Regions from separate parts of the Mus musculus genome. Here all the other regions are linked to region 1. The links are chromatin loops, found by intact Hi-C in ENCODE. Cell type or tissue: left cerebral cortex. All regions are shown on one strand. Each heading gives the region's core, and the rest is flanking DNA. Links, peaks and the distances in the headings are about the cores only. Region 1 holds the start of Fgf13 (fibroblast growth factor 13). Region 2 has its middle 59 kb from the start of Mir504. Region 3 overlaps Fgf13 (fibroblast growth factor 13). Region 4 has its middle 98 kb from the start of 4930550L24Rik. Region 5 has its middle 260 kb from the start of Gm25851. Region 6 has its middle 65 kb from the start of 4930550L24Rik.

Region 1 (5,386 bases), core at 299-5,298:
GGTGCGGACGGTTTATATGGTCAAGAAAGGTAAATAAACTGCCTGCTCCCCTCCCTGCCCCCACCCCCACCCCCAAGGTCTACCTTGACGCAACCTGACACCTAAGGCTTTTGGAATTTCTTCTGTCGCGGAAATACCTTGCCACTCAGCACTGAAATGGTCCAAAAGGACCCACAACCTGAAGATGATTTAAGTGCTGTCTTTTGTCTTGTATTTAATGTCAAGTTATCAGTTTTACTAGTCTGACCAGGTCACTAAAATCTTTGACGCAAGGTTCTAGAATTATTGCCACCACCACAACCACCCCCCCTCCAGCAAACGCTTCAAAGCTGCCCCACAAGTCACGTCTGTCCCGAAAAGAAATGGAATGCCTAAACAGTGGAAAACTCATAGCCCTTGGGACTGGAACCTGGAGGGGAAGGGTCTGGCTGGCAGTGATGAAAGCAAGATAGGAGTTCCCCGGCTTTTCCAGGAGGGATGGGCAATGAAGTCAGCCCTGCTCCTCTCTTGCGATCTCCAAACCTACAGGACAGCCTGTCTGGGTTACGCCTTCCCTTAGCCCAGGGGCATGCACACCCATACATGCATGTGGCAGGTCTGAAGAGGAGGGCGCACCTCCAGGGCAAGCTATGCTCCTGGGCTCTGTGCCTGTCCCAGGGCAGTTGCATTGCAGCAAGCCTGTTTAACTGTTACAGAGGCAAGGAAAAAAAAAAAAAAAAGCAATCGCCTTCCCACGCACGCACACCGGCTAGGGGGCCTCATCTGCACAAGCTAGGCTCCAAACTCACCTACGCTTCCATGCCGCCCCCAACCCCCTTCACAGTCGCAAAGTAAGAGAGGGCAAAGATAAAAGGCAAAGCCCCTTTCCGACCTGGTCTCCTTCTGCGCCTCTTCTTGGAGCCAAAGAGTTTGACCCGGGAAAAGACGTTTAACTTGTTTTTGTCGCAGCTGGTCTTGCCTTTGCTGGGGCTGCTGACACACTTGCAGGCATTGGATTTCTCGCGCTCGCGGGCTTGTCTCTTTTGCCGGATGAGCGAGCTGGCGATAGCCGCCGCCATGGCCACGACGCCCACCACCACCACTTCTTCGGGGGCCCCTCTGCCTTCGCCTCCTCTCGCTCCTCCGCTGCTGCGCTGCTCGCGCCTTGGCCGCCTGGGTCTCCTTAGCCTGCGCTTGCTTGGCCGGGGCTTCTGGGCACTCCGGCTTCAGTCGCGGAGGGGGCTCAGCATGCCTTCTGAGCTCCTCCGAAGGTGCTCGGGCTCCCGCGCGGGTTCTGGTAGCCTTGGTCCGAACCGACGCCACAGCCCCGGGCCGGGATGGCAGGCGAGACTAGCAGGAGGCAGGCAGAGAGCTGCGCTTGTGACTGCGTGCGCTCGGCCCCTGAGCCCCGAGGACACGGTGCAAGTCCAAGCGGCTCGGGTCGGAGTTTCGCGGCACCCCCGCCCTGTGTCGCGTGGAGGGGGCCGGAGGAGGGAGGCGGGCGGAGGGAGAGCGCGCGGGCGGGAGAGAGGCCGCGGGCGCGGGCGGCGGGCGCGAGGAGGGAGGAGGCAGCGCACGGGGGAGCGCGCCCTCGCCCTGGCCCCTCCGGCGCTTCCACTAGTCCTTGCAACTTCGCCGCCTGAAGACCGGCAAAAGTTGGCCGGTGCCAGCTTTCCCGCAGGGATCAAACAGGTAATGGCCTGGCATCGTCGCTGTGGCTGCTGCTCTGGGCGCGGCACCGTCGCAGCACAGGAATTCAGTCGCTGCAGGCACCCTCCAGAAGAGCGCGACAGCCTGGCGGAGGCCCCCTCCCTGTCTCGGCGGCCCCTCCCTCCCGGAACCCAGCTACTGGCTCCCGCCCGCCCGCCGCCCCCGACCGCCCCACCCCCCGGGTGCAGAGTCCCCGCTCCCACGAACACCTGTAGAAGATCAAGACACTGCCCCGTTGCCCAAAGCCCTCTTTCCTTTTCCCTAAAAGAGGCTTAGGGAGAAACAGTGATGGAGGAGGCACTTAGGGTGAGATAGTTGCCTTGCAGGAGCTGGGCTGTGCTGGGCTTTGGGGCTGGGAGAAGAGGAAAGAGGGTGTGCATTGAGTACAGGACTCAGAGTTAGCCCCAGCCAGAACCCCAGAAGTTGCCCAGACTCCTGCACATGGCTCAGTAATAGCCCACATCCCACCAGAGACCTGCGGAGATATTTTGCATGGCGACACTTGTAGCCCTTCAGGAGAGGAGGCCAGGGCACACAGACGGGTTCAGCCCCCACTATAGCGGCAGCAGCAGGCACTGCAGAGCTGCTCCAGCACACCACGCTGCCACCCAGTGGTTTCTGCTGACTTTTCCTTTCGTGCTGAAGTGTACTGGCCAAGCCTCGTTGTTTTTTTTTGTTTTGTTTTTTTTTTCTCCTCGTCGCCCCCTCATCTGGCCATTTGGGAGCCACGCAGTGAGCCTGGACGTGTACCACGGGCAATATTGGGGGAAAAGAGCATAGCCCAGATCTTCATTTCAGCTCTGCTCCATCCCCCATTTCCTGCTTCCTTCTTTTACTTCTTCCTCAAAACCAAAAAGATTCATCTATAACCCCCAATTCTGGAATCAGCTTGGCCTTTTACTAGCTAATTTGTACTAATAGGTTCTTTCTCTCAGTCCTTGTAAATGCATTAATGAGATCATTAGTCCGTCCACCTCTGTACCTTTAGATGCTATTATTTTGCTGTTTTGTTTTAATCTCCAAGGCTAAATAGAAAGCTCTACTAGGGCTCTACGCTTTTTGTACTGGACCCTCTCCTCTTTCCCAGGTCATTTCAAAATAAACTAAAATGCAAAACCAATGCTTAACTTATCCAGAGTCTCTGAGAAAGCAAAGAAAACATCAGCTTAATTCATGGAGCGAAGACCCCTGGTTTGCTCCCACTGTGTCTGGAATGCCTGCACAGTTGGAGCTCCTCTTGTTCACTGTATTCCCATTTCCTTGTCATATAGACAACATCAGTCAAAATCCATTGAAAATTATTGATGAATGCGTGGTTGGTATTGATTCCAGATGGAAGAAGAGATGTCTCCACTCAGAAAGAACAATTGGTTAAATTTCAGGAACTAGGAAGGGAAGTATTTCATCGTAAGCTAGATCAGAAGAAACTTTGACCAGGACCAGATATTTGGGATTTGGAATGAATTTACTCTGGTACCTTATTCAAGGGCCCCTGTTCTTCAACTCATATTGCTTTTGGAATTCCAGGTCCAGTATATGAAAACGCTAAACAAGGACAAAGGTTTTATTTAGAAAAGGAACAGACTTGGCAAAGGATTAGGAAATATTACAAGGAAATGAAAAGGGCTTTCCTACATAGTTTTTCATCCATTTCTCCAGGAGAACTATTTACCATTTGCTTAAATAACCCCGGAATATTTTTAGAGTGCCTGTGGATTTATTGTCTTCTCTTGGTTAGATACTGTCAGTAAACAGACTCATAGAAGAAGACTTGAGCATATACAGCCAAGAGGGGCAATTACCATTACAAAGTACAAGTACGCAAACATCATCTGCTCTCCTAGTCCTTATGTACCATCAACTTGTTTGTGTTTTGACTGCGAATTGAACTCTCTGGCATGAGCACATGGGTCCACTGGGCCAACACTGACAACTTGAGTCCATGGGTATTTGCAAATACCTTTCCTGCTCAAATTCGTTTCTTCTCAGTTATTTCTCTAAACTTTATTTTTAGCTATTGCATAAAATATAAAAAAAAATTAAACTTACAACGGAAGTACCACAGTCTCTTAAAGCATGTATATTGTGTAATGTTTTATGTTAAAAACACCTGGTCAAATACTATTTACCATGAAAATCTTCAAGTTTTGAAATATACAGTCCATTATTGTGTATAGTCATCTTTCTGTGCGATAGCACATCGGAACGTTTTCCTCCCACCTAACTGTTACTTACACATTGATCAACCTTCCCCCATCAATCTTGCTAATTCCCAAACAGGGATAATAGAATAAATAAGACATAGTCCTTGTTGGCATCCAAAAGTTCCTTCTACTTCTTTATATTCTCCACCTCATTCTCTCATTTCTATGAGAAAATATCTGATGTGAGATTGATGAGACTGGATTAAGATGTCTCTAACTTAATGTATTCTGTCTGACTGTAGACCACATGCATTCTTCTCTCTCTTTCCTCCACTAAGATGTCTGTGACTCACAGTCAAGTTCAATCCAGAACATAAAGAAAGATATCTGTGGGGGATGGAGAGATGGCTCAGTGGGTAATAGCATTTGCTGTTATTGTATCAGACTCAAGTTTGGTACTATGTACTCATGTCAGGCTGCTCGTTGAGGTCCGAACAGTCTTCTGGCCCCTGTGGGCACCCTCCTCAGCATATTACAGAGACACACACTAATACACACTCAAACACATGCAGCCACACATGCATACGCAGACATGCACGTATATATATACATGGAACAAACGGGTCCCTCTAAATCACATTATCCAATTGGCTTAACTATAAATAAAGCATGCTTTTTATGGTTTCCTACCACTCATTTCTATTCCCCAGGTGCTTAGTAACTTAAAGAAAAGCATGAATATCATTTTTCAAATCCTCAAAGTGCTATGTATCTGAGGAGGGCAAAATGAAAGCCAGAATTGCAATATGTCCTAGAAAAGCCTATTTGTCTTTTATTTTCTCTCCACTGCCATCTCAGACCAGTAGAATGGCATTTGAGTGGGAGGAAGAATAAGAACTCTCTTTTGACACCTGCTTCCAAAACACCCTTTCTCCTGGCTTGCTTTATCAGTAGCAGTTCTGCTATGGGATTTTTGGATACCCTCCAGATTCATAGTTTGAACTCTTCTGGACTGTGTGAGTCTATTTTTCTTTGTTTCCCACAGACCTCCTGTTCCTCATGGTACCCACCAAGCTCATGCCTTGATCATATTACGAAAAATATACATTCTTAGCACTTTTCTCTATTTCCATTCCTAAAGAACTCTATCCTGGCACCCGACTAGTCAGGAGATATGTTTTGTTTTGTTTTGTATCTCCTATATTAACTGGCCATGTGAGTTTTGTGGGTATGATATTCTTCCTGTTGAAAGGAGTATCTTGGTCAATGTCAGTCACTTCCAAGCTGGAGTCTTCGCTTCCTAAAAGTAGCAGCCTGTAAATTCCCTTGACAATGTTTTAAACATGGCACCTCTACTTCCATCTATTCTGTGCAGTACAGCTCATTGTGGGATTTCTTTTTAAAATAAACATAAAAATTCAACTACTAAAACCAGAATGTTTGAAAATGCCTGGATGAGATGCACCTTACAAGGCTTTTTAGGTCTGACAGTCTTGACTTCATTTTGTGAACAACCCTGTTCCTCCAGCTGCCTTATCTTCTAATACCTGCCA
Region 2 (5,386 bases), core at 317-5,316, 97 kb before region 1:
GTAAGTAGATAGATAGATGAATGGATGGATGGATGGACAGACATACATACATATAGAAGTTAAAAGCATACTAACTTAAATGTGTTTCTTACAGTTGTGGGTGTTGGGAAATCCAAGATCAGGCACCAGCAGATATAGTGACTGTTAAGGGATCATTTGTGGCTTCCAAGATTTCTCTTTGTTGTATGCCATCAAGACTGGAAGAAATAATGGCATGTCTTCACATAGCATAAAGATGCACTGACAAAAAGGAAACTCTAATTTCACAGAGGCCTCTTTATAGGGCACCGATCCATGGCATTTATGAGATCAGAGGCCTCCTGACTGAATCACATTGTAAGCATCTCAATACCATTACATTAAGGAGCGTGTTTCTAAGTGAATTCAGGAGAGAGGCAAACACTTAAATCGAAGGGCCTGGCTACTTTGAGAAGCACATGAAGTAAGCATTGATGAAGATGTGAGAGCAGTGGAACCCTTGCCTACCCTTGGTGAAGTTGCAAAATGGCAAAACCAGTTGTCATTTATCAAAAAGACAATGTAAGATAGCCATCTGTCAATAACCGATGGAAGTTTCAGGAAACTAAATTCAGTGGTAATTCAGTAGAACTATGCATCACAGATGAGAATGCCACATCTCTGAGACATAAATATGACTTAGTATGTCCTATATTATTTTGAGATATATGCTTTAAAAGTTTGGTATATACTTGCTTTTGTCATTTTCTCATCTCACATATTTATATTAGTTTGGATTGCTTCTCTGTTTTCCTTTTTGTTTTGAGACAGGGTTTCATGTACCCCAGGCTAAACTGATCCTAATTACTTTAATTCCCAAATGCTAGGTTTCTATGTGTGTGCTACCATGCCCAATTTATATGGTACTGGGGACTGATCCCAGGGCCTTGTTCATGTTGTACATGCATTCTATCAAGCAATATGCCAAAACCTTTTCATGTGACTTCTGCTTTTACTCTTTCTATTTTATCTTACGAAGCCAGACAATCCATTCTCTAAGGCAGGATTTGCTTTAAAAATGTTGATATACCTAAAAGCCTTGCTTTGCCTTGCCTTGCCTTGCCTTGCCTTGCCTTGCCTTGCCTTGCCTTGCCTTGCCTTGCCTTGCCTTTCCTTTCCTTTCCTTTCCTTTCCTTTCCTTTCCTTTCCTTTCCTTTCCTTTCCTTTCCTTTCCTTTCCTTTCCTTTCCTAACTGCCTAATCACTTGGGTTTTCTGGTATCCAAGTGGCCCATCTACCTCATCTGTTGGATTTCACACTTATTTTACAAAGAGGATGGCCTAGTTGGTTATCAATGGGAGGAGATGCCCTTGGTCCTGTGAAGGCTCTATGCCCCAATGTGGAGGAATGCCAGGGTCAGGAAACAGGAGTGAGTGGGTTGGTGAGCAGAGGGAGGTGGAGGGGATAAAGGGAGGGGGTTTTCGAAGGGAGACCAGGAAAGTGGATAACATTTAAAATGTAAATAAAGAAAATATCTAATAACAAAAAAAAAGAAAAAAAGGGGGGGGGGAACCCTCTACATAACAATTTAGTACATGGTTTGATTTTCTTCCCTGCATTATATTGTACTGAATCACATCACATAATTGTCTAAGTGTTAAATTTACCTAAACGACATCCTTGATTTCAATCCACAAAATTGATTTCCTATAAATCCAATTATATGCCCAATTGCCTAGACAACTTTCCAGCAAATTCAATATATTACACTTTCTTTTTTTTCTGTCATCCATTTTGTTTTGTTAATCAAAGTTTTTCTTTGAATGAATATGTGTGTGTGTGTGTGTGTGTGTGTGTGTGTGTGTGTATGATTCACTCTGATTATTTTTAACACCCATCCTATTTTATCTTCTCCCATCCCTGTCCACCCTCTCCTTCCCTGTCCACCTTTCCCTTTTACCTACACAATGCTTTTCCATATCCACACCTTTGTATTTTGTTTCATAACTCCCTGAGTTTAGCCAGAGCCATGTGTGTGAGCATAGACTTGGAACTATCTAGTGGAGACATGTGGACTTACCTGTGGGTATGCATCTGAAGAGAATAACTCTCCTGTACAGTACAGTGAAATGCCAGGGCCAAGAAGTGGGAGTGGGTGGCTAGGGGAGTAGGGTGGGGGGAGGGTATAGGGAACTTTCCGGATAGCATTTGAAATGTATATAAAGAAAATATCTAATAAAAAAAATAACTCCCCATTTCCCAGAATTTATCTGTAGCCAGTAGTTTGGCAAGGAGCAGTAGAGCCCCACTATTCCCTCCCTATCCATGACTGGTTTACAGGGCTAGCCATGTGCAGTCCCAGGGAAGGTAACCCCAGCTACTGTACATCCATGTTTACAAACACCACTTTGTAGCCAGAAGATGGCCTTCTACTGCACTTCTCCCTCTTTCCTAGCTCCTGTATTTGTTCTTCTTGTCCCCTCTTCAGTAATGTTCCCTGATTCTTGGAGGGTGTGATGATCTAAATAAGAATGGCCCCTAGAGGGAGTACTTGATTCCCAGCTATTTGGAAGTGTTTAGAAAGGATAAGGAAGTGTGGCCTTTTTGTAGGCCATGTGTCAGTGAGGGTGGACTCTGAGGTTTCAAAAGACTAGTGCCATTCTGAAAGCTTGTGGCTCAAGATTCAGACACTGCCTGTCTGTCATCATGGTCCTCACCATGACAGTCAGGTACTCCAGTGCTCTGAATCTGTAAGCCCCTAAGTAACTCTTTCTTTTATAAGTTGTGTTGGTTATGCTGCCTACTACAGCAAGAGAAAAGTAAGTAAGATGGGGGCATGGCATAAATGTGTTATTTCAAGCTACACATTCAGCCATCACTTACTCACAGAACCTTGGAGCACCCATGAGTCTGCATTCACTGCCATTCATTGCAATAAGAGGCTTCTCTGATTTAAACTGAGAGAAACCTTTGTCTATGGCTTTAAACTAGTAACTACTTAAAACTTGTATCAGATATCCAGCATATCAGATATCTACATTATGATTCATAACAGTAGCAAAATTACAGTTATGAAGAAGCAATGAGATATTTTTATGGTCCGAGTCACAACAACATGAGGAACTTTATTAAAAGATCCCAACATTAGGAAGGGTAAGAACCATTGTGTTAGAGTACGTGTTTTATTGATTACTGCTAGAGGATTTTGGTTTAAAAAATGCAGCAGTTTAACCATTGTCTTATAACAGAGTTCTTGCTTGTACTCCTTAAGCCGTACATAAGTTTATTTTTATGTTTCCCTCATCGTAATATTTTTATTGATTATTTAGGGATTTTCTACAATGTACACTGATCACATTCACTTCCCATTCCTCCCATGTCCCCCTTCTACAATTGTGCCCACCCCCTAAAAAAACAACCAAAACCAAAACAAAGCACCAAGTTCTATTTGTGTTGTCCATATATTAATTGGTGTATGGTAAAACTCCCAATAGACAGTGTTAAAGAAAACTGAGTACTTCCTCACTACTCCTTTGTCAAAAGCCATCAACTGTGAAGAGCTACCTTCCAGCATCCTTATCACAGTTTTTAAGAACTCTTTTCAATAGCTTTCTATATAGATTGTTTCTATTTTATTTTCCGTTTTTGCGGGGGAGGTGTGGAGAGGTTGTCACAGAAACCTTCAGTGTTTCTTGTTCTTAGTTATGAGGCTGCAGTCTTCGATACCACTTTAAAAGAAGCTTCCTTGCCAATCAATAGGAAGGACCATGAACAACTACTTGGTCTCCAGGGGTAGCATAGAAAACAAACACCAATATGATCTCCAGCAGCAACAAGGACTATGAGAGTCAGTTGAGGAGACTTAACTCAGAAAATGAACCATTCTTCTCTAATGTCTTGTTTTTGCTTAGAGTCAGGGTGATCATGCTAGCTGGCAGTATGTTGGGGCAGGACTTGAGTGAGCTCTAGACTGCTGTAAGCTAGCACCCGTGACTGTGACTACATACCCTGCAATTTGTCTACTGGTGCCATGCTCCCATATCTGCCGCTGCTGGCATCATTGTGCATGTTAAAAACATGCACATATTTACCATCCTAACCATTTTAAATATATGACTAAGTATGACTATTAAAGTATATTGTTACTAAATAAGTTTCCATTCCCTTTTCATCTTGCAAGTGGGGAACACTGTAACTAATAAACAGCACTCTACATTTCCCTTCTTTTGTCAGGCCTGTTAGTCACCATTGTATTCTATCTGTGACTTTGACTTTAGATACTGCATGCAAGTGGAATTGTATCACATGTTGTTTCCTTTTTTGTTCCTATAACAGAGTACTACAATTGAGTTTTTCAAAATGGGCAGAAATTTATTTAGCTTATAATTTTAGAGGATGAGAAATCCAAAATTGAAATACTCTTAATATTTTGTATGAACATTAGTATACTCTGTGCTAAAATATGGAAAACATAGAAATATAGACAATTATAACCAACTGCATAATTTCATGACGTGAATTTTTTATCCACATATTGTTAGGCATTGAGGTTTACTTTTATAACATGTTAATCTGTATTGAACATTTTTGCTGATATCTTTTCATATTTATGGCTCTCTCCTTAGATTCAATTTCAACATTTAATGTTTCTAGGTCACAGACTTCCAAGTGCTGAGGAGCATTTGATTGTGCCTGAAAACAACCTCATATTATCGTGGGGAAAGTGGAAGTGTCACTCCAAAACACTCAAGATGAAATATTTATGACTCAGAGACTACATGAAATATTGAATTATACTTGTTTTTCTTATATGTGGTATTAATTTCCTCTTCCTATTCGATTTTATTAATTTCATTACATATCAACAGTGTTAGAAAAACCATACCTTGAGTAACTTCTTATGTATTTTATCAGTTCATATGCCAATTACAAACAGTGTATCTTTTGCTGTTGTTGTTTCTGAGAAAGGATCTGCCCTATAACCTGGACTGAACTGGACTGGACTGGACTGGACTGGACTGGACTGGACCCCTCTGATGCTTCTGCTTCTGTCTTCCAACTCCTATATTAGAGGTATACACCACCACCCCTACATTAGGGGCTTGTCCTGATTGTGTCCTAATATTCTAATGTATATTCAGAAAGTAAAACTCAGTTCGTCAGGCTAGTGGCGTGTGCTTTACCCACTGAGCTATCTCAATAGCTCCACTTCATTTTTGTACCCACATACTTTAAATGGCAATACTTTTGATACAATACAACTTAAGCAATTTTCTTTTCTTCCTTCTCGTTTGCTTATCTCACCCCCAACCCCAATTTTGTAGTAAGGTTTCAGTGACACAGATGGAGAAAACAAGGTATTCATCGACAAAGTCAAATTTAAACATCTATCCAGAAATACAGCCCTCCAGAAGACACTAGAAGGAAAA
Region 3 (5,386 bases), core at 85-5,084, 65 kb before region 1:
AGTCAGAAAACATCCATGTGAAGGTGTTTTCTCCTTTCACTTTTATTTAGGTTCCAGTGATAGAATTTAAGTCTCTAGGTTTTGTATGGCATGGATCTTTACCTGCTGAGTCTTTTCTCTAACCATGTGATTGCTTTTCATGGATTTGGGGGTTATCACGTATGATGGTTGCCAGTTGCCTGAGTTTCAAAGCAGTGTTACAAAGAAGGTTGCCTAGATTTCTAAAATGATTCTACAATGAAAGTTACTTTCACCATAAGGTAAAGAAAATAGATTTTTTTCAGCTCATTGTATCTTAATTCAAAATAGAATTTACTTGTAAACTCAGTGTTTCCTTAAAGTAACATTTACAAGCAAACCAATATGATATCATGGAATTCACACTAATTCTACAAACACAAGAGGACAGCCCAGAGTTCTTTGAACCCTGGAGTGTGATTTTCTTGATTTGGACTTGGCTATGTTTTCTTTAGAATGGGGCATTCAAATGAAAGTCTGCTACCCAACACAGACTGCTTCAAGGACAAAAGTCAGCCATCCTTTTAGGCTGCGTGTTTGGACACACATCAACATAGAATAAACATACACTAAAGTGGCCATTACTGAGCTAGAGAAAACAAGAAGCAGATTTAAGTCCATAAGTAATCCATGGAGTAGCAGAGAGGGCACTTGGAGCACAGATATAAAGTTGATGTTATTAGACCTTTCCCCTAATTTGTTGAGTTGAGAGGTTATCAGGAACAAGAGTTGATCATTTTGCCTAGGTTTTAAAGAACCATTGTTATGCATATTTTCTAGGCCACTGGTCTCTTTCTACACAGTATCTCTGTGATTCTTCCTTCCTCCATTTTCATATTTAATATTATTCTCATCATACATGCCAGCTGAGCAACAACATCTGAAGTATCTAAAAGTTACTTTAGCCAAGGAGAAACACATTTCTCTGCATTTCTTTGAAAAGAAAGCATGCAGGTAATTTTATTTTCTTTTTTATTAAACACTACGACATTCAATAATATGCCAGATGCCCCTTTTTGCTCTGCAGAACACATTTGGCCAGAATATCTTTGGGGGTTATTTTATTTAGTGTAGATACACACCATAGCTCTCCTAGGAGTCAACAAATTCAACCTACTAAAGCATAAATGTACTTCTGGGGCAACTGTCACATGGCAGAAACTTAAAAGAGTTCTATTTATGGGTTGTGAAAATTTCTCCTTGTGGGGTTTTCTCAACACAGAGAAAGCCAAAGAATGTCTACAAAGACATTTGATGAAAAAAAAAAAAAAACTCCACATTTTCTCTAGGGATGAGGAAAATTTCTGGAGTTCTTTGTGAATTAAATCATCATTTGGATAAAGTATTCATCCTTAGAAAGTAGGTTTTCCTTCCATAAAAAGTCAGAAATCATTTGCAAGTAAATCTGGTTAATGATCCAGTTGATCAAGATGACGCTGTTCAACCATACAAACAACATATTCCTGACTGGAGAATGAGTGGATGGGATCAATGCATATTCTAAGTCAGGTTTTGAAAAAATGCTATGCTTAACATCCTTTGTGGTAGAATGTATCCATTAATTTCATACACATTTTCAGATGGTCAATTATGTATTTGAATGATACTTAAAAAATAATAGGTAATTAATGCATCCCATTAACTTACTCAGTATCTAAAAGGGTTGGGCATATAGCTAGAGCAATATATATGACGTCAGAGTTAATTCTAATGGTGGCACTCAGGATATTCTCATTGACAAAAGAGATCATTTTTTCTGAGTCCCGAAGGAAGGGAAAGATTTCAAAACAGAAAAAAAAAAAAAAAGAATAGCTGAAATGCAGGTCAACAGAACTTAATGTCTCCCCTACTTATCCCTTCATTTTTCTTTTAGTATCTAGAATCTACCAAGTTTCAGTTGCTCACACTTAAACCCAGAGGACATTTGCATTCACTCTTGTGCTCTCTGCTTTGTGATCCCATGGCCTTCGCCTTCCTTACTTATAGCCAGTGCTCTAGTGTGTGACTTTACTGTTCAAAGAATCCCCTAATTGGTCTTCCTTGTTCTCCTGATGTTTGCGTTTCTAAAATAAGTTTCTCTTCCTCATGAACTCTTAATGATTTCACCTTGCCTATAAAATATACAAATAACGACTGGATGTTTCCTTTAAAATCCTCCACCAATTAACCACACATGTCTTTCCTAATGTCATTCATTAGTTTAGTAACTACCCTTTTCTTTCTGTGTCTGATAGCTTTCCTTTTATTGCACAAGGTCTACTTTAAATATAATTTCATTTTGAATTATATGTGATTTCTCCCAATCAGACTGATTAAATCTATATTGACTCCCAGAGGCTCTATCTAGGTCACTAACAGCCCATGACTTATACTCGTGACTGTTGACTGTGAACTTGTATTTCCAAATCTATACAGTGCTATCCCTATCTCCAGCCCCAGCAATGAAAGGTCACATTACCTAGCTTATTGAAGACCAGTTGATTATTGGATCATTGATTAGTGTGACTGCTGGATTTCAGTGATTGAGACTAAATAATGAAATTTACATGACTTATTAGACTCAGATTTCAAAACGTCTGCAGGGAATTTCCTTTATACCATAGTATAAAATCAGCTATATTTATAAGGAGGTTGTCATTGCATGGACAGATCTTGCATGAGTGATTTAACAGCTCTGAAGGAAGAATAATGTGGCACCTACGATGTTAAGAGGAAATCTTGGCAATAGTTACAACTATTGGAAAATGACAAGGAGGGACTCAATGAACTGAATACTCTGTCACATCCTGGAAATTTCTTAGTCATTCCTACTAAATTTGGACTCAAATGCTCAGCAGAGAAGAAAATGGGGCCAAAAAAAAGCATTTTGAAGCAACCAAAGGAGTGTTCTGTTCTCTGTATGTGACACTGTCATTCTTATCCTATGTTTGAATGAGTAGACAGAAGAGTCTTGATTCTAATAAAATGCACAAATATTGAGCATCCCATATTACTCTGAAGAGCCCAACAAAAGGGACCAGTGTGAGGTTGCCTCTCTTCGGGACACATCAGCAATATAAATAATGGCATTTATATTTGGCACAAGCCAAGAAAGGCCGATTTTGAGGAGATGAGGTGGGATGTACATCAAGGATCAAATCTACATTGCTTGATTGTGGATGCCTGCTCACTGATGACCTGAAAGAAGGTACCATGGTGGTCTTGACCCAAAAGAGGCACAGAGTGAAGACAGCAGTAGCTGTGCTCTGAATTTAAAATGCAGTAGATAAATATCTGCTACTAGAATAGGTGTATGAACTAATGTGTGTCGCATAGTCCTTACATCGTTCCTAACAATTGCTTAATATGAGTATAAAGTAAAAGGGACTTTGGATCTTAAAACTTTTAACACATTTATTTTTCCTAAATATTGTTTACCTCTCATACTCATATATATTTTTTCAGATAAATTTTATTTTAGTTCATGAAATCTTTTGTCTCCAATATCTTCTGTGTTTATGATTTCTATTCGATTCCCTTACAAGTTCCAGATTTGTTTCTTTTTGTGAATGTTAAACTTTTTAACTATATGGAATCTACACTAACTGGTTACTATGATCATATTTTAGCCAAGGAATGAGAAATTTGGGCAATAATGTCTCAATATAGACTTTTAAGGCACCACAGGTCATCCTGGATTCATGCGCACATAGCCCCAAGATCTAATGGTGTGCCTGAAACACTATCCAAGAACCAAAAACTTGAGACTGGTTTAAACTGCTATTCTCTTTTAGAGTCTAAAGAAGCATCTCTGGCTTCGTTGCTACAGTCACAGTGGCAAAGCACGGGTACTGTACAGTATGCTTGACCTGCTTGAGTTGGAGCCTTGCTCAAAGGAGGCTTAGAATAGAACAGTAGCTGCTCTAAAGTGAGGCTAGTAAGGCTTATAGCTGTACTACCAGGAACCATGGCCTAAAACAACACAGCTTAATATCTCTGTGTATATTTGTCAGGCAGGTTCTATAAGCACATTTCCAGTATTAAAGCAGACACACCAAGATTAAATACCTTTCTAATTAAAATAAGTAATTTGGCAAACAGAGTTTTCATCCCCCTACCCGCACTGTGCTCTTGAAGTGTAAGCTGTTATACCACTGCAAGGTGACAGTGGGACATGTGAGTCTGTATTTCAGCAGGATCGGAAGCTTTGAGGACTGCCACACAGACTGTAAATGTCCTTTTTACACATTTAGCCCCCACATCATATTTTTAGGTAGGCTGCATAGATACTCTTGGATCTAGGGAAGCAAAATTGTCTACTGAAGTAGTTCCAACAAAAACTGGTAACATTAAACCTGGATAGCAAGAATGTCTTCACTGTTCACGAGTTTGTTACATCAAGGCCATATATTCTAGCATAGGCTATTGCTTTTCAATATATTTTGTTTAATGAACATGTGACACTTTTAAAGCAGGGAGTACAGAACACAGAAAATATAGTTTCTACATTTATGCATGGACATCAACAGAAACATTATTTACATCCCTGAAACATGTTTTTCCCCCAAAAAGTCCTATAAACATTTTTAAAAGATTTTTCTTTCTCTTCAATGTCCCCAGTGACCTCTTTTCCCCTTCTATCTGCCAGTGCACTTTCAGCGGACTAATCCTCCAATTAGGTTAGCAATTACTGTCACTACCAAGGGTTATTCATCTAATCCTGAGCCATGTTCTAATGATAATTAATTTTCTGGATTTAAAATGTGCAGGTTATTTAAGCAGGTCTGATTTGTATATGTCAATGATTCTGAAGCATACCGAACATCAGGAATACATTTAAATCAGAGTTTCAGCTCTTTTATAAGTAAATGGAATTTCAAGATATAAATTATACTCATGGGGTGGCAAGGTAACTACCTATATTCCCTAGATAGACCTCCCTTCCATCAGTGATCCCAAAATCCAGGACTAATTATTATATTCAGAGCTTTGATGTTCTCTCCCAGGGAATATTTGAGGCAAATAAACTTCATTATTACTGAGTTCAAAGCATAATAAGAAAGAAGTTGAGAAAGAGGGAATCAATGCTTTCTGTTCTGTTGCCAAACAAATACATTAAGTTATGATAAAAAAAATGCTGGACTAAGAGAAATTGAGAGCAGTTCTCATATAACACCTGATTTACAGCAGATGACCTACTCATAAGTGATGAAAAATATATGTAAAGTGTACTATCATATGGTGAGACCTTTGAGGCCTGTAAAAACTCAATAAAAAGGTTAATTCTGGCATGACACCTTCCTAATAAAGAGAAGGCTCTTTCATAGGATAGACAAGAATGACAGACTTGCCTACTAGGGTAGAAATAGAAAGTGATTAATGAGGAAAG
Region 4 (5,386 bases), core at 156-5,155, 320 kb before region 1:
TTAGTGTGCCTACTACTTATTTCCTCACAACTAAGTTCTCTCGATTTTCATGTGATTAATATTTACTAGACTTTCACTATGATTCTATGGAAACACGTTCTACTATTCATTGTGGAGTTCAAGCACAGCCTCCCATGAAATTCAGTGTCTAGTGAGGGAAGCAGACAAGGAAACATTATAGGCAATATATCCTAGTTATGAAACTGTCTAGTACAAGATGTTGGAAGTCTATATATAGGGAAGTATTGCTACTTTTCTTGTTACCAGTTAAAAAGTTCCATCACCTTGAGTATTTATTAATCTTTTAAAAAAATTTTAAATCTATACTCAAACCTTTGTCTACTCCTAAAACCTCCCTTGATATTTCTTTCTCACCCACAAAGACATTCCCTTTAATTCTTGCTCCATCATCTATTAAAACACAAGCTTTTTCAGAAAGCATTTTAGTCACAAATATAAATCTACTGGTTTAGGTAAGTTGTTTTGACTGCAGCTTATAAACATTCACTCATATTAGTGGAAAAAACAAAATATAATTTATTGTTTCTTTGCCCATGTATAGCATAGAATAAAAACATTCATTCAACAGACACTACTTTTTTGTTTAATCTATACTTGGGTATTATATAGCTGTCGTCTCTAAATGTATGCTGCTAAAGAAAGGATGGAGAAAAGACACATAAAACACCCCACTCGTGCCTTCATTGACAGGCTAAGACTCAGAATTATTCTATTTGCTACGTTAAGTATTGACCTACAAAAACAGAGAAAATAGGTCAGGGGAGAACAGGTAAGCCTGATGCAAAGAACTTGAAAGGTGGTTGCTTTAGAATTATACAACTTCTTGGGTAATCAAAGAGAAGAAGGCCAAAGGGGTTCTTTCATGTGCTAGAAAAAGAAGTTCAGAACATTCTCATGAAAACTCAGCAGTGGTGTTGCTTAACTGATAACTGGGTTTCCTGGAGACCTTTCCTATACTTTTATTCCAGCCTCAGCAGTTTAATCAGTTTCATGAAGAGAAAGAAGAGCTTGTTAAAAAGCCTCTGCTTTGACTTTTCTCTTTCTATCCTGCTCCCTCACACACTGTTCCAAATCAACCGGTAAATGACAAACCTACATGATAATGTCTTAGCTCATTAATGTGAAAGGAAGTGGGAGACATACAGAATGGCAAGTAACAGGCGTTAAAAATAACTGCTAATTGATGAACTATTCAACAGTCCAAATGACGGACCTTTCGGGGTGCTATATTTAGTATGACTTGGATTCATCCATTAAAAGTCTTCATTTCAGAGGAAATGGAAAATGGAGTACTAGATGAGGAAAAAGTGTCTTTTTAAAAAAATGACAAGGAAATGTATATAAGATATCCAAAAAGCTTAGGAAGATTTTAAGATTAAATCTCAAGTAGAATATTTATCTAGTTTCTCTGAACTCTCAGCTTGTACTATCTAGGTTCCAATTAACTTGAAAAGAAAATAATGTATTAAATTGGTAGAAAATATTTACCATCAGTGAAACAAAAAAGATAATTAAAATTTTGGGGCAGTCATTGTGGCACAGGGTAACAAAAAGGCAAGGGAATTTAATGTCTTATATATGTTGGTTGTTAAATTTAAGTAAAAGACTAACATGTATCAATATATTTATTACAGAGCTGTAAATTATTTTAGACTCTTGAAGGACTGCTTAAACCATGGGTTCTCAACCTATGGATAGTGACCCTTCAGGGGTCAAATGACACTTTCACATGATTCACATGTCAAATGTTTATATTGACTCTCATAAATACAGCACAATTACAGTAATGAAATATCAACTAAATAATCTTATGATTTGGGGGGTCACCACAACAGGAGGAAATATATTAAATATATTAAAGGAATGTGTCATTAGGAACAATGAGAACCACTAGCTTAAGCAAAAGTGCCAAGTACTTGGATATAAATCTTTGTTGTATTTTATTTTTAAACTTCTTGGTTTCATACCACATCTCTGATTTACTGACTGAATCTCTATTTGCCTTAGTTTATTGATTTTAGGTGAATAAATGATAACATCTTCCTTATGAGAATCTAATGATAATAGAGAACATTATATATAAAACAAATGTTCAGTAGATGGAAGTCACCAACATGGAAACTCAATGAAGTCATAAAATGTGCATCACTTATAATTACATGCCAAATAATTCTCTGGTGCCACACATGTAATAAACATGATAAATAAATGAACCTCACTACCCCATTAGAAAACTTATACAGAGATAAGTCATACAAAAGATAGAAAGGGTGCTGTTGGTCACTTCTCACAGGAGTCAAACAGTAAAGCCCCAGGTCTAAAACAATTATTTTTGGTTCTGCTCTTTTGTTATGAAAATAGTCAATTTACATGGCCTCACCACTAGAGGGCAGAGACAACAGTGTTTTCCTAGCAAGCAGTTGTCTCTTGTGAGACTATGCCAGGGCCTAGCAAACACAGAATTGGATGCTCACAGTCAGCTATTGGATGGATCACAAGGCCCCCAATGGAGGAGCTAGAGAAAGTACCCAAGGAGCTGAAGGGGTCTGCAACCCTATCGGTGGAACAACATTATGAACTAACCAGTACCCCGGAGCTCATGTCTCTAGCTGCATATGTATCAAAAGATGGCCTAGTCAGACATCACTGGAAAGAGACGCCCATTGGACACGTAAACTTTATATGCCCAAGTAGAGGGGAACACCAGGGCCAAAAAGTGGGAATGGGTGGGTAGGGGAGTCGGGGGGAGGGTATGGGGGACTTTTGGGATAGCATTGGAAATGTAATTGAGGAAAATACATAATAAAAAAATATTTTAAAAAAATAAAGAGCATGCAGTTTTGTTTGAGGTCTTCTGATGTTTCTTCTTTTAATGATTCCATCATATCAGTGATACATAATAATATCCCCCAAACAACATGCATTTACAGGCATGTTCTTCTATGATATCATGACTTAACTAGTATTGTTAAAAACTAGTTGATAGAGTAACACTATTTGTTCTTTGCTTTCTTTAGTGTTAATGGGTTCAGTTCATTCTCAGATTAAGAAGTCCCAAGAAATGCACCCATAAAAGTTTATGTAACTTTATTTTCAAGGTTTTTTACTTGAATCTATTAATCATCATAATACTCAGTTTCATGATGACAGTTTCATGTATTTTGATCATATTCTGTCTATTTTCCTCATACTGTTTCCTCTGACACTATTACTGATGCTGTGGTGTGCTTGCAGACAGGAGCCTAGCATGGCTGCCCTCGGAGAGGTCCAACAAGAAGCTGAAAGAGTCAGATGCAGATACTAGTTCCCAACCAATGGACAGAAGCTGGGGACCTCTGTGGTTGAATGGGGGAAAGCTGAAAGAAGCTGAGGAGGAGAGCATTCAGATGGGAAGTCCAGCAGTCTCAATTGACCTGGACCCCCTAGATTTCTCAGACACAGAGCCACCAACCAAACAGCATACATCAGCTTATGAGGCCCCTAACACATACAGAGCAGAGGATTGACTTATCTGGCCTCAGTGAGAGAAGATGCACCTAGAGAGACTTGCAGCCCCAGGAAGTGGGGAGGTCTGGTCGAGTGGGGTGGGAATGGGTGTGGGGGAGTGTGGGCATCCTCTTGAAGACAGGTGGTGGGGTAGGGAGGAGGTATAGGACCAGAAGAAGTGGTTGAGGGGCAGACAGGGGTGGGGATGAAGTCTGGACTGTTAAAAAGGATTAAAGAATAAAAGAAAACGTTAACAAAAAATTATACTGGATAAAGATGACAGGTGTTAGAATCAGAAAGACATTGAATCAGAATCCACATTGCTTACATTCTACCTTTGTAACAGACCCTCATCCCACTACTGTGTGTGTGTGTGTGTGTGTGTGTGTGTGTGTGTGTGTGTGTGTGTGTGTGATATGTGTATTTCTTCATAAGAAAACTGCAATGAAATATCACAATTTTAAGGTGTGGTATTAAGTGTTAACTCTTCCATTTTTATTTCATTCTTTCTATAAACTAAGAGACAGAGATGTGAAACTCTATTATTCCTGAGCTTTGGGTACATATATTCTTTCTTTCATTGCTAGTCAGTATAATTAATCACATGTCAGGTATGTACCTGAGGCTTTTACAGAATAGTGGAGAAAGTCCAGAAAATTGTCTTTGTATTTCAAGATGAGCAACAACAGTTTTATTGAAAGAAAAAAAGATGCCCCACATGATGAGATATTCTTTTTGAATACAATATAAGTAATATGCTCAAGTAGCTTTTGGTGAACTGAAGAACACAGCTGTGTCACTTGGCTGAAATAATGACTACTGACTTTGTCCTGTCTTTCAGAGCTGTGCAGTCTGGTGTGTAAGAGAACTGGAATGACTACATTCATTTAGGTAGGCACACAGATACCTATCAATCAGTGATCCAGCCTCCGGACACAGCTGAAACAATTGGAGAAACTGGTATCTTTTACTGTAAACTGCCTTGGAAAGCAAAGGCAAATATGAAACTATTATGTATCAATGAGTTTAGGCCAAATTGAGGAAAAAGGCAGAAACTGGCAACTATTTTTTTAATAACCAGAGAATATACTAATATCTACTTATAGAAGTACAGGTAGCCCAAATAAAGTAATGTTTTTAAAATATAACTTACTCAACATATATTTTTAAATGATTTTACTGAGATATGATGTTCATAGCAAAAATTCACCAATGTAATGTAGGAAATTCAATGACTTTAGTATGTTCAAAGTGTTAGGTAACCATCATCCATCCAACATTTTGATATTTCAAATGAAACCCTATCTTATTATGTACTTTAGTTGCAATTCACCTCTCCTAGGAACTCTGAAAATCATAAACAACTTTCTGTCTGTATGGATTTGCTCCTTCTGGATATATTATATGAATGGAATCATAAAATATTTAGCCTTTTATCTATGGTTTCTTTAGCTTAGCAAGGAGATTTCATGTTCATTTATGCAGGGACATAGAACCTTATATCATTCTATTCTACTGTTAACAATATTCTGTTGTACAGATTTACCAGGATTGAGTTATTTATTTGTATTTTATGAGTAGGTTAATTCTTTTGGAACATAATTTTATGTTATTTGATAAAGTATGATTTATCTACTTTTGATTTTGTTGATATGCTTTGGTGTTACATCCAAGACTGTTGCAGAGCCAACATCATATGATTTACTCCTATGATTTATATTTATATAATTAAAACTATATACATTTTAGTCATATGATATAATTTTGAAATTTTTATGGTGTATGCTAGGTATATAATTGCATTCTTTTACCTAGATATTTTGGGACTATTTGTGTGTGTGTGTGTGTGTGTGTGTGTGTGTGTGTTTTAAAAGACTGA
Region 5 (5,386 bases), core at 185-5,184, 520 kb before region 1:
ATTAGTGAATTCTAAACCATGAAATAATCTTTATCTCCTCTTTTTCTTCCATTCCCCAAATCCTCTGTTATAGCAGACTGCTTGTTATTCCTTCAAGACATTTAAAAGGTTTTCACACCAGGAACTCAAAAATGTCTTCAAAAATTCTAACTTTAGAACAAAATATATAAATTATATACATGTGTGTGTGTATATATATATATATATATATATATATATATACACACACAGTCATCTAATTCCTCATCTGAATTTGGACCATGCTTCTGTTTTATGTTATCTTCATCATACTCTGTAAAATGATTTCAAGTTTGACTCTCAATCTTTGTAAAAATAAAAGTGTATTATCAAATAGCTAAATGATTAAACTCTACAAAACAAAACAAACAAACAAAACCATTTAAAATAGGACCAAGTGCAACAACTGCATATGGCTACACTGTGAAAAACCTTTGTCATCTCTCATCTGGACGTCTACAAAGCCTCCTGACTGGTTTTCTTGTGCCCCCATCTCCCATTCCTACTTGGAGCTTATGCTATTTACAGCAAGCCATCTAAAGTGATTAATTTAAGTAAAAGCTAGATGAATCAGGGCATTGTTGCTAGTTTTTTGTTCACTTAAATGCATGAAACAAGCTAAAACACATCAGAAACCAATCCAGTATCTCTTTTTGGATAAGTATATCAGGGTTTTAAGATTTAAGAATTAAGACCTAATAGATGAGTCCAGTCTTGGAAATTATAAAATGTAGTTAAGGTTTTCTGGTCCCTAGGAAGACCCTTTAGTCTGATTAAGTAGTATGTTACTTATCAGGAGTGAAGGGAAGGCTGCAGTCATCAGTTCCTTTCAAGGCACAAGTATCAAGCATAACAATTCATCTTGTTCCTTTGTGTTGTTTCAATACCTGCATTCATTCATACCTACCAGGGTTCCAAATGATTTTGGATACTTCTAACCTTGTGGGGACTGTTCACACACCACGTGTATGTGACTAGGGCTTATATTTCTCACAACGTACAGCTACCCACAAAGGTTCTTGTTCCTATCTTTTTTTCTAATGGCAACACAGAAAATATCTAAGTGATAAAATGCAAAATCAAAAAACAAATATTTCATTGGAAATCTTAAAATATTGATTATCTTTTGTTTATTCCTTGACAATTTCAGATATGCGAATGATCAGATCCACTTCTGTTGCTGTAAATCTCTCCAACCCAGATATGCCCTCCCAATGATAACACAACACAGTTAATATGATTACATGCTGTGTGTCTAGATTGGGCAGATCTACCGCTACACTACCATCTTCCACAGTTTATGAGACCCCTTAGAACTGCGGTTTCTCTAAGCCATGTGCTTCTGCTCTGCTTTTCTTCGTCTTTGTCTTCCTCCTCCTCTGCATCCTCTCCCACATTCTGCTCTACCTTCCCTTTTATCTGCCCAATCAACAGCTCGTCTTTCTTTTACAAATTAAGGTGGGAAGCAGGTTTCCAGGAAATCACCTGAGTGCTGACTCATTCCTTGTTCGCAGCCCCTCCCAGGAGAATGGAATTAACATCAAATATCATTAGCCCCAGGGCTATCCATAACACACTCGCAGTTCCTCTCACTCTTCCAGGCACCCCCAACCACAGACCCTCCCCACTTCTTGTCCCCTTCTTTATCCTGGTGATTTTTCACTAGACAAGTTTTACTGGAAACCATAGTGCTTTAAATGTCAGTTGACAACTAATTATCCAATCAGAGCTGACCTCATACAAATCCTTACTTCTTTGCTCAATAAAATCAATCCATAATCATTAAACTGCCTTGCAAACGCAACCCAGTGTGGTCAGTGGGAGATCAGGACCATCGAGACAATATTTAGTGCAATTCGGTCTTGTGTGCAGGAACTGCGGTTATTTCTCGCCCCTCACATAAGTGCTGTCAAACTGTATCTGGAAATACAATATTTGATAAACATTTTCTAGTGAAAAACATTTGAGATAAACATGCCCTAAGTTGTATGGAACATAGTAATTCCTAACATGTTCAGACTTATTTTTGAAGTTAGTCTTCTGTTTTATTTAAGGTTTGTAACTAATGTATATTTATTGTACCAAATAATGATTTTTATTATAATACTTGCATAATTTTTCATCATATACCCTTGTTATGCTTTTTTTAAAATCCCTCTCCCCATTTGTTAGTTTCTATCATCTTCCAAAATAGCACCCTCTAGTTTAATGGGATTTTAAAATATCATATTACAGTGGAACAATATTTATCTTTATGCATCTGACTTATTCAACTTGATGTGATAACACATTTCTTAAAATGGCATTATTTCTTCTTCCTTATGGCAGAGCAAACTCTGTTATATGTATAGATAGAATATTTTCTTTGTCCATCCTCTGATAGACACCTAAACTAATTGCATAACTTGCCTGTTGTGCATAGTGTCCCCCAAACATGGATCTCCTGACTTGAATTTCTTTGAGTATGTATGCAGGTGGGGCATAGTTAGATCATCTAGAAGTTTAGTATTTAGATTTTTTGAGGCATCTCAGTAATGACTTATATAATGGCTTTACTCATTAACTCTTCAATCAATAGTGGAGACTGTTTCTCCCTCAGAATACCTACCTTTGGCTGTTGTCAAAAGTCTAATGTTTACAAAAATAGTCTAACAGGAAGTGAAAGAAGTAGACATAACACATATGCCACATATGTGACATATTAGTTGCTTTGGAATAACATTTAAACACCGAAACCTATGTGTTAACAAGAAATTAAGAGTGTCTGCACCTGCTACATGGACGTTTGTGCAGAAACAATATTTCCAAAAGAAAGAGTAAATTGACCATATGGCACTAGTATATAAAAAAGTTTTGCTAAGGGTAATTTTGATAGACTTACATTAAAATTCAGCATGATAAGAGCTACAATCACTATTTTTACCAAAATATGTAAATCAACACTCATTTTAATTTTTCAAGTTGAAAGAGTTTTTAAAATTTCCATCCAATGTACAATCTTTGTTATTGACTAATTCTGCAACTTGTTTTGCTGCCAGCAGAGGGAGCTCAAAGACAAGATGCCAGGTTAGAGCCCTATAGGAGAATGACTGTGGATAGGGAGAGAGTTGGACAAAAATGTAAACTGCTGGATCTATATTGTTCCTGTACTGGTAGAACCCCTCAGGGAACAGCCATACCAGGTTCCTGTCGGCAAGCAATAGTGTTGGGGTTTGATGTCTGCAGACAGATGCAGATACTCACAGCCAACCATCTGTCTGAGCCGGGGGATCATAATGGAAGAGCTGGAGGAAGGACTGAAGGTGATTGCAAGCCCATTGGAAGAACAATATCAGCTAACCAAATCACACAGTGCTCCCAGGGATGAAATCACCAACCAAAAAGTACACACAAGGGAGCCGTGGCTCCTGCTACATATGTAGCAAAGGATGGCTTTATCTGACATCAGAGTGAGGGGAAACCCTTGGTCCTGTGGAGACTTGATGCCCCAGTGTAGGGGGATGCTAGAGCGGTTAGGGTTAGGCAGAAGTGGATGGAGGAGCACACTCATAGAGGCAAGGGGGAGCGGGGAGGGGAATAGGATCCGGGTTTGTGGAGGATAACTGGGAAGTGGGATATCATTTGAAATGTATACAAATAAAATGATTAATAAAAAATGTAAACTACTAGAAAGGCAGTATCAAAAAGTATTTGACTCTTAAACTACAGAGATGAGTTAAATTTAGCCAAGTTTGAAAATCTTTTAAAAGGGTCATTTTTTTTTCTTCAACACATTTATTTCTCCTACTTCATTCCATGTGCTAATTAAAATGAATTCAGCAAGGTAATATGAACATTCTTTTCTAGATGAATGAAAAGGCAAGACAATTTTGGAAATGTTCTGTTTGATTTTTATAATCATCATGTTAAAATGTTCTTTAAATATTTGCTTGTACATGATCTAATTAATCAATCATCAATTAATTTAACGTTGGCTTTATCATACAATGATTTCTCATCCATATTTGGGAGCTCATTTGCTTTTATTTTACAAGCTTTTCTGTCCTTTTCTCCCCACTGAGCTTGATTTAAACAAATCCTGGGTCTAAGTATCTGTTGTTTTCTGTGCAGCTCAGGGTTTGCTATACTCTGACTGTGGTGTTGAGATGGAATCCAGATGCAGTAGTTGTTCAGTTGTTCAGCTTTCAGGATCTGATCAGGTCATAAGAACTCCACTCCTGTGAAGGGGATTAGTGTGTTTATTAAACAAAATAATCAGTCCATAGGAGCTTGTTTGCATAGAATCTACAACTAATGAGCTCTCACCAGACACCAAAATCAGGTTGAGCTTTTCAGCCTTAGAACTAAGAGAGATAAATTTGTATTTGTAATTATTCAGTCCAAGAGATTTTCTTAGCCTTGATAAAGGCAGTGACTATGTATCATGTTATCCAGCATATACTTATTGAAGAACTATGATGTATCAGATCATGTAGAAATGCACTGGGGAATATGGTAATCTAGAACTAACAGGCAATAACTAACCATGGAAGTAATATCAGAGAAATGTTGTGAAGAAATTAAGGGTGGGGTAGTATGTCTGAGTAAAGTGTTAGACCAGAGACCTGGAAAAGAAGATGACCACAGGAGAGATCTAGCCAGGTTTGGGAAACATTTCCCATAAAGTCTGGTGGGTAATATGATACCTATCTCAGCAACTGAGTTCTGCCATTTTAAAATGAAAGTAGCTGTAGTCAGCAGCAAATAAAAGGCCATGACTGTAAATAATTAAACCTTATTTACAGAAACAGATCCATACCTGGAGTGTCCTCCAGGCAAAGCAAAGAGCAAAATTCAAAGCCTGATATAAGGTTTGGCTTGGCACTTTATGGGAAATAAGACCAGTATGTCTAGACAATAATGAATAAGCAAACAGGAACACCTTCAGTTAGTTTTGCATCATCGTGACCAAGAAACAACTAAGGAAAGGAAGGATTTATTTTACTTTATGGTTTCAAAGACATGTCAGACCTACTGCCCATGATTAGCAAGAAGAGAACTTAGGATAGTACCACCAAAAAATGGGTTTACCTCCGATGACTACTTCCATCACTTCAGCCTTCCACCAAAGTACTCTATAAATAAATAACCAAAAATAATAAACAATCAAACAAATAAATAAAAACTACAATCTCAAATCAAGTACCTGCAGGGAGTGTTTCAAATTTACATTACAGCAATATCACAGAGACCAGTAGTGGCAACTTCACGTGGTAGGGTATAGCAAGGCATTTTGAACTTAGTCTAAGTCTGAAAGGATATTTTTGGATGGTTTCTGAGCAAAGGAAAACATAATTTAATGGGTGTCTTAAAAGGTTGACTCAGGGTA
Region 6 (5,386 bases), core at 265-5,264, 160 kb before region 1:
CATCTTGAGACCAGCAGGAGTAAGAATCTCTCTGCCTGTTCTAGGCCTCAGGGCATGTAGTCCTACAACTCCTGCCTCCACCATCATTGAGGAAGTCATATAGCCCTGATGGCCAAATTACAAGCTTAAGCACCTGGAATCTGTCCTCATGCAGATAAAGTTTTCTCAGCACCTCAGTACTAGCTATTATTACACTCCCCTCAAAACCCTGCCCACACCCCAAGGTTTATGTAGTCCTTATTATCCCTGAATATTATATATCCCTGAGGACTATCTCACTGAATACCATTCGGGAGATGTTTCACTTCCGTCTGATAAAGAAGAGATGTAACACTGGAAACCATCTTGGAGAAGGCCTTCTTTCCCCAGCAGTCACTTGGCCAGACCATGATCCTGCAGATATGACCTAGCCATTCTGATTCAGCTTCATTCGTTTAAGCCCAGTGTGCAAGAGTGTCTGAACATCTTGAGGGAAGAAGCAGGATGCATACTAATAACCATATTTGCTGGAGCACACAGCATGAAAACAATACCCTGGATACAAAACAAAACAAAAACAACAACAACAACAACAACAACAACAACAACAACAACAACAAAACAAAACAGGGAAACACCAAGAAGACTTTGGTCAACATTTAGGGTCAGTGAAGGGAATGAGCATGCTATAACCTTTAAAGATAGAAAGACAATTTAAGAGGTCAGTTGTGTTCAGCAGACAATGGAGAGCTATCTTAAAGGATTTTGAGTATGAAGCAGAAGATTAACACTATGTTTTGGGAAGATTAATCTTGCCATATGGTCAGTTTCAAACAATCCTTATACATAAATTCTATGTGATGCCATAGGAGGTATTTAATTCATACAATTGAAATCTATATCCTCTTGTCCTTGTCTCAGTAAAAGTAAACTGCTGCTCAAAGCAAGCAGGTCAATATATTCCTCTACTTACAGAACATTCCTACTCGATTGCCACTAAAAAGTATTGAAAATTTATCAGAAGTGTTGTGAGAAACTGGCCTATTGGTATAAATAAACCACATGCACACACTGTAAGGTTGAGCACTTGAATTACATGTCAATACCTAAACTCTCTCAGACTATGCTTTGATTCTCTTTATGATATAATACCAGCATGCTGGGGTTGGTTAGGGTGAGTTAATTATAATTATTCCATAGTAAAGGAAGTAAACAGAGGACCATCTCAGATATTTATTAAGTATTCCTTCAAGGTGCTAATTACCATAGGTGATTTCTTTACATGATAATAATGAACTTTTCTTAGACTGTATTAGTAAATGAACATCTCTGCCCTCCACTTTACCCAAAATCCCAACCTCTTTTTTGGAAGCAATACAAAACATCTATATTTAGCACTACTTTCTCTTTAGGAACAGGAATAAGAAGTTTTCTTCATTCAAAAATACTTTACTATCAACTACTACAGGAAGCAGAGTAAATTTCAATCAAGCACTATGGATGTCCCAGGGATTAGCTGCCCAAATCACAAAAGGAATGACTTCAGAATAGTTAATGATATAACCTCATTAGTGGCCATTAAGTATGAGCTACAAATGTATATTCATTGCCTCCCTCTTTTTCACTACTTTTAATTAAAATTACTGTCTTCTCTATAAGCTGTTATCATCAGACCTGCCATGATATAAATTAGCCAGTCATTGATAGTATAAAGCACTAGAATAGTTTTGTTCCATGCATTAGACCAGTTTGAAGATTTTAAAATCTACTATTAGGTGAATTTCTTCAATATCACAATAAAAAACTAGACCACTGTTTTAAATTTCATAACATCATGCCCATGATACTAAAAATCTCACTTCCCAGAATTATTTCTACTTAACTTGGAAAAGGGTTTCCAATATTTCATCAACAGCCTTAGAATCAGATGACTGTATTAAATATATCTTGTAAAACACATATTTAGTTGGGTACTATTACTAAAGAGACATCATAACCCACTGAGGGAAATCTAAAATTTACCCAATAGCATAAGAAATGAAAAATGCAAACCCATTTCATTCGTTCTTCTGAGAAAGTTCCATCACACTAGGCATGCATCCTTTTTCACCTTAATAAAGAAGCCAACCAAAATATAAAGGCCTGCTTCTTTCCTTTAATCCTATCAGTCTTTTGTTGGTCCTTCTATAACTTCAATATAGGGAAACATTGTAAGTAATTCAATCCTTGGGATATTTCTTCTCTTTTATTACAGATACCTCTTGATAAAGGATTTAATATCTATATGCCATGAGTCTAAAATTATTTTCAAGACAACATTCTTTTCTAATTAGATCTTAGTCTAGTGAAAGTATAGTGTTCTTCATCTTTTCCCAACCTTGTCTCCATTCTGCCTTTCTTTCCATCTCATTTCTTTGCTGAGTTTTTGCTCTGTTCTGTTTGCTAGGATGTACTCTGCTACTGAGCTCTGTTGACCAGCCTGTCTTTTACTTTTACTACAATTTACCAGACTTTACCAAGCCTTAAGGATTTAACATTTTTCATTGTCTCTGCCTGGACCTATCTTCTTCCAGTTGTTCCCACTGCCTTCTCCTCACTTCTTTCAGGCCACAACTCAGATAATATTTCATCACCTCTGCTTGTGCTTACCAACCACATTATGAGCCCCTTAAAATGTTAGCTCTAAAATAATAAATTCCTACTCTTCTGTATTTGTTTCTTTGTGGTAGCCTGTATGAGTTTTAAAATAACCCCAATCACTTAAAACGTATTCAATAAATAATATTTGTGTGAAAAAGAACACATTCTGATACAACCTAGTTATAAAATACTCCAGTGAGAATTCTGGAATGATATACTTGAAAGAAATGATCACTATGAAACCCAACACTACGTCTGATGGATATATGCCAATAAAAATAAATTAATTAAAATGACAATTCTTCCTATTAATTACTAACAAATGCTAACAACAGCCCTGCTTGCTTAAGCAGCATCAATCTGGTAGGACAGAATCCAAGAACTATGACAATTTCTGCCAACACCCACTCTGATTCCCCTTTACCCCAGCCATCTGTTAACTGTTTCTATTCATGTATTTGGCTGGCAGCTTTGTTTTCAGTCCCATCTAAACTTTTTTTTTCAGCAAAGGAAAATGCATAATCTCTGTGTGTAGTACATATTTAGCCTTTTCTTGTTCAAAATTTAGTGCTGTTTCCTTGCCTGGGCATTCTGAGCTGCAGTCTAATCTTCTTTTAAATAGTTATCATCCAGCCAAGGCCCTTGCCATGTTTACCACGTTGCTGATCAGAAATAAGTTTGGCTCTTTGATGGACTGCATTACGCACTTGTTTCATAATGAAACTGTACAGACATGCTGACTAAGTTGTGTGGAGGCAGGATAACTGTAGAAACTAGCTTTCAAGCTGCTTCAGTAGCTTCGCCTATGACAATTAGAAGAATAAGATTGTTTGCATGTTCCCAAAATTGTAGGGAGGTGAAGCTAAGAAATGAGTTTTCCAGGACTTAAAAATATTAAAATATTTTGGTTCTTTGAAAAAGAAACTAAGTAAAACATCAGTTATTCTACAGTAATTATATGGGCTTTCCTTGATGAAGGTTTTGTATGGACCTTTTAAAATTCTAATTATATCAGTGTTGCAAGGAAATGCAAGTATTGTACAACAGTTAAATGCTTCAGGGGTGTTCATGACACTTAGAATAAGGATGTATTCAAAGCCTGGAACTGTTAGCTTCCTTTGAATAGCTTTTCTTAACCATAGTACATTAACTCAGGAGACAAAAATTCTAATTTAGTTTACACTTTGGTTATATTTCAAATAATTGAATAACCAACCTCAGATGGAGCATGACACATTTAGGAGAGACCTGAAATCAGGACCAAGGTTACTACTTGTCTCTACAAGGAGGATATTGATAGTGACAAATTACCTACCTTCTCTGGATCTGAATCTCTTGATCTATAATGAGAAGGCTGAAAACCAATGCTGATCAGCTAGTGACCCTAAGGGAAAAATTTCAAAACATGATGGTATTTTGGCATTTAGCAGGAAAACAAGAATGACACTACTGAAATAGACTTGCCAGTCCTATAAATAAAGAATTGCCTCTGTTTTTAAACTCACTTTGCATCCTGATCATTAACCCCTCACTCATTCCCTACTGAATCCCCCTCCCCTTCTCTCCTGAGAGGGTGGAGGCTCCCCTATGTTCCCCCCCACCCTGGCACATCAAGTCTCTGTAGGACATCCTCTCCCACTGAAGGCAGGCAGCATAGGTAGGGGAATGGGATTCACAGACAGCCACAGCTTCAGTTGTTGAGGGAACCACATGAAAACCAAGGTATAGATCTGATATGTATGTGCAGATGGAAGTCGACTTATGAAGTGGACTTATACAGTTCCAAGATGTTCATATTTTCTAGAAAATAACAAAATATTAAGTTAAACATAGGCATTTAAAGAAGCACAATATAATCTCTAGAATAAACAATAAAATAAGAGTAAAAACTATATCTAATACAGTCCCAAAGAAAAATAAAAATTTTAAGAAAAATTATCAATTAACCTATGAAGAGATAGTACAGTCAACAATGTAGGGATCATCACCAAGTAATAGTAAAGTTATAGACATAAATTATAGCATATTTATAATTTCAGTCATTTTTAATGGTTAAAAAACAAAAACATACTATCTACTAGAGATATACTTCATTTATAAAGACACGAGATAGTGGAAAACATCCTGAGTGGTCAAAAAATTAGATAATGCAAATAGGACAAGTACAAAGGCATAACTTGATGAGTTAATTCAATATTACTAGACTTCAATATAAATATTATTAGAAAAATAATAATATAAACTAATAAACTAGAAATCTTAGAACCAATCCAGCCTCGAAACCTTAAATCCACAATTTCTTCTGCCTACAAGATGTGCAAGGGCAAAAGATGGAACGTAATTTTTTTGTGTGAGGGTTTTTTCTTTTTTTTAATTAGATATTTTCTTCATTTACATTTCAAATGCTATTCCAAAAGTCCCCTATACCCTCCCCCACCCCTGCCCTGCTCCCCAACCCACCCACTCCTGCTGCCTGGCCCTGGCATTCCCCTGTACTGGGAACATAATTTGAGGGAAAGAGCAATCAAGCTGGTTTAGCTTGAGGCCCATGTCACAATAGGGAACCCATCTCTGACACTATTAATGATATTCTGCTGTACTTATAGACAGGAGCTTAACATAACTCTCATCTGAGAAGCTCCACCCAGCAGCTGATGGAAACAGATGTTGTGACCCACAACCAAAAATGGAATCCTGTGTAGGAGGGGGAGGAAGGATTGAAGCATCCAGAGAAGTCAAGGACACCATAAGAAAACCTACAGAATCA

The links. A loop is a pair of places that touch in the nucleus more often than their neighbours do. Peaks named below come from ENCODE experiments on the same cell type or tissue, not always from the same donor. Only the 100,000 strongest peaks of a DNase experiment are listed, where the experiment ranks them.
Region 2: it touches region 1 in a loop (2.6-fold over the local background); 2 of 42 quality-filtered maps call a loop at or near these places.
Region 3: it touches region 1 in a loop (2.4-fold over the local background); 2 of 42 quality-filtered maps call a loop at or near these places.
Region 4: a loop joins it to region 1, with 16 times the contacts of the local background. A loop is called at or near these places in 9 of 42 quality-filtered maps.
Region 5: it touches region 1 in a loop (18-fold over the local background); 7 of 42 quality-filtered maps call a loop at or near these places.
Region 6: it touches region 1 in a loop (2.9-fold over the local background); 2 of 42 quality-filtered maps call a loop at or near these places.

What each region holds. Positions count from the first base shown.
Region 1 is chrX:59,133,006-59,138,391 of GRCm38, forward strand. Fgf13 (fibroblast growth factor 13) reads right to left here and starts at 1,431. Exons shown (of 5, transcript NM_010200.3): 1 at 872-1,431. The coding sequence starts at 1,058. In left cerebral cortex, for the core only: a CTCF peak has its summit at 2,278 (motif pointing left); DNase peaks (open chromatin) are centred at 754, 978, 1,274, 1,713 and 1 more place; H3K4me3 peaks cover 2,291 bases; H3K27ac peaks cover 1,774 bases.
Region 2 is chrX:59,035,687-59,041,072 of GRCm38, forward strand. No RefSeq gene overlaps it. Among named protein-coding and RNA genes, the nearest start is that of Mir504, 59 kb to the right of the region's middle. In left cerebral cortex, for the core only: a CTCF peak has its summit at 2,523; a DNase peak (open chromatin) is centred at 2,705.
Region 3 is chrX:59,068,065-59,073,450 of GRCm38, forward strand. All of the region lies in intron 3 of Fgf13 (fibroblast growth factor 13), which reads right to left. Among named protein-coding and RNA genes, the nearest start is that of Mir504, 27 kb to the right of the region's middle. In left cerebral cortex, for the core only: no CTCF peak of the experiment used is centred there; DNase peaks (open chromatin) are centred at 2,884 and 4,224.
Region 4 is chrX:58,810,618-58,816,003 of GRCm38, forward strand. No RefSeq gene overlaps it. Among named protein-coding and RNA genes, the nearest start is that of 4930550L24Rik, 98 kb to the right of the region's middle. In left cerebral cortex, for the core only: a CTCF peak has its summit at 2,399 (motif pointing right); a DNase peak (open chromatin) is centred at 2,423.
Region 5 is chrX:58,617,512-58,622,897 of GRCm38, forward strand. No RefSeq gene overlaps it. Among named protein-coding and RNA genes, the nearest start is that of Gm25851, 260 kb to the left of the region's middle. In left cerebral cortex, for the core only: a CTCF peak has its summit at 3,057 (motif pointing right); a DNase peak (open chromatin) is centred at 3,079.
Region 6 is chrX:58,973,714-58,979,099 of GRCm38, forward strand. No RefSeq gene overlaps it. Among named protein-coding and RNA genes, the nearest start is that of 4930550L24Rik, 65 kb to the left of the region's middle. In left cerebral cortex, for the core only: no CTCF peak of the experiment used is centred there; DNase peaks (open chromatin) are centred at 3,135 and 3,270.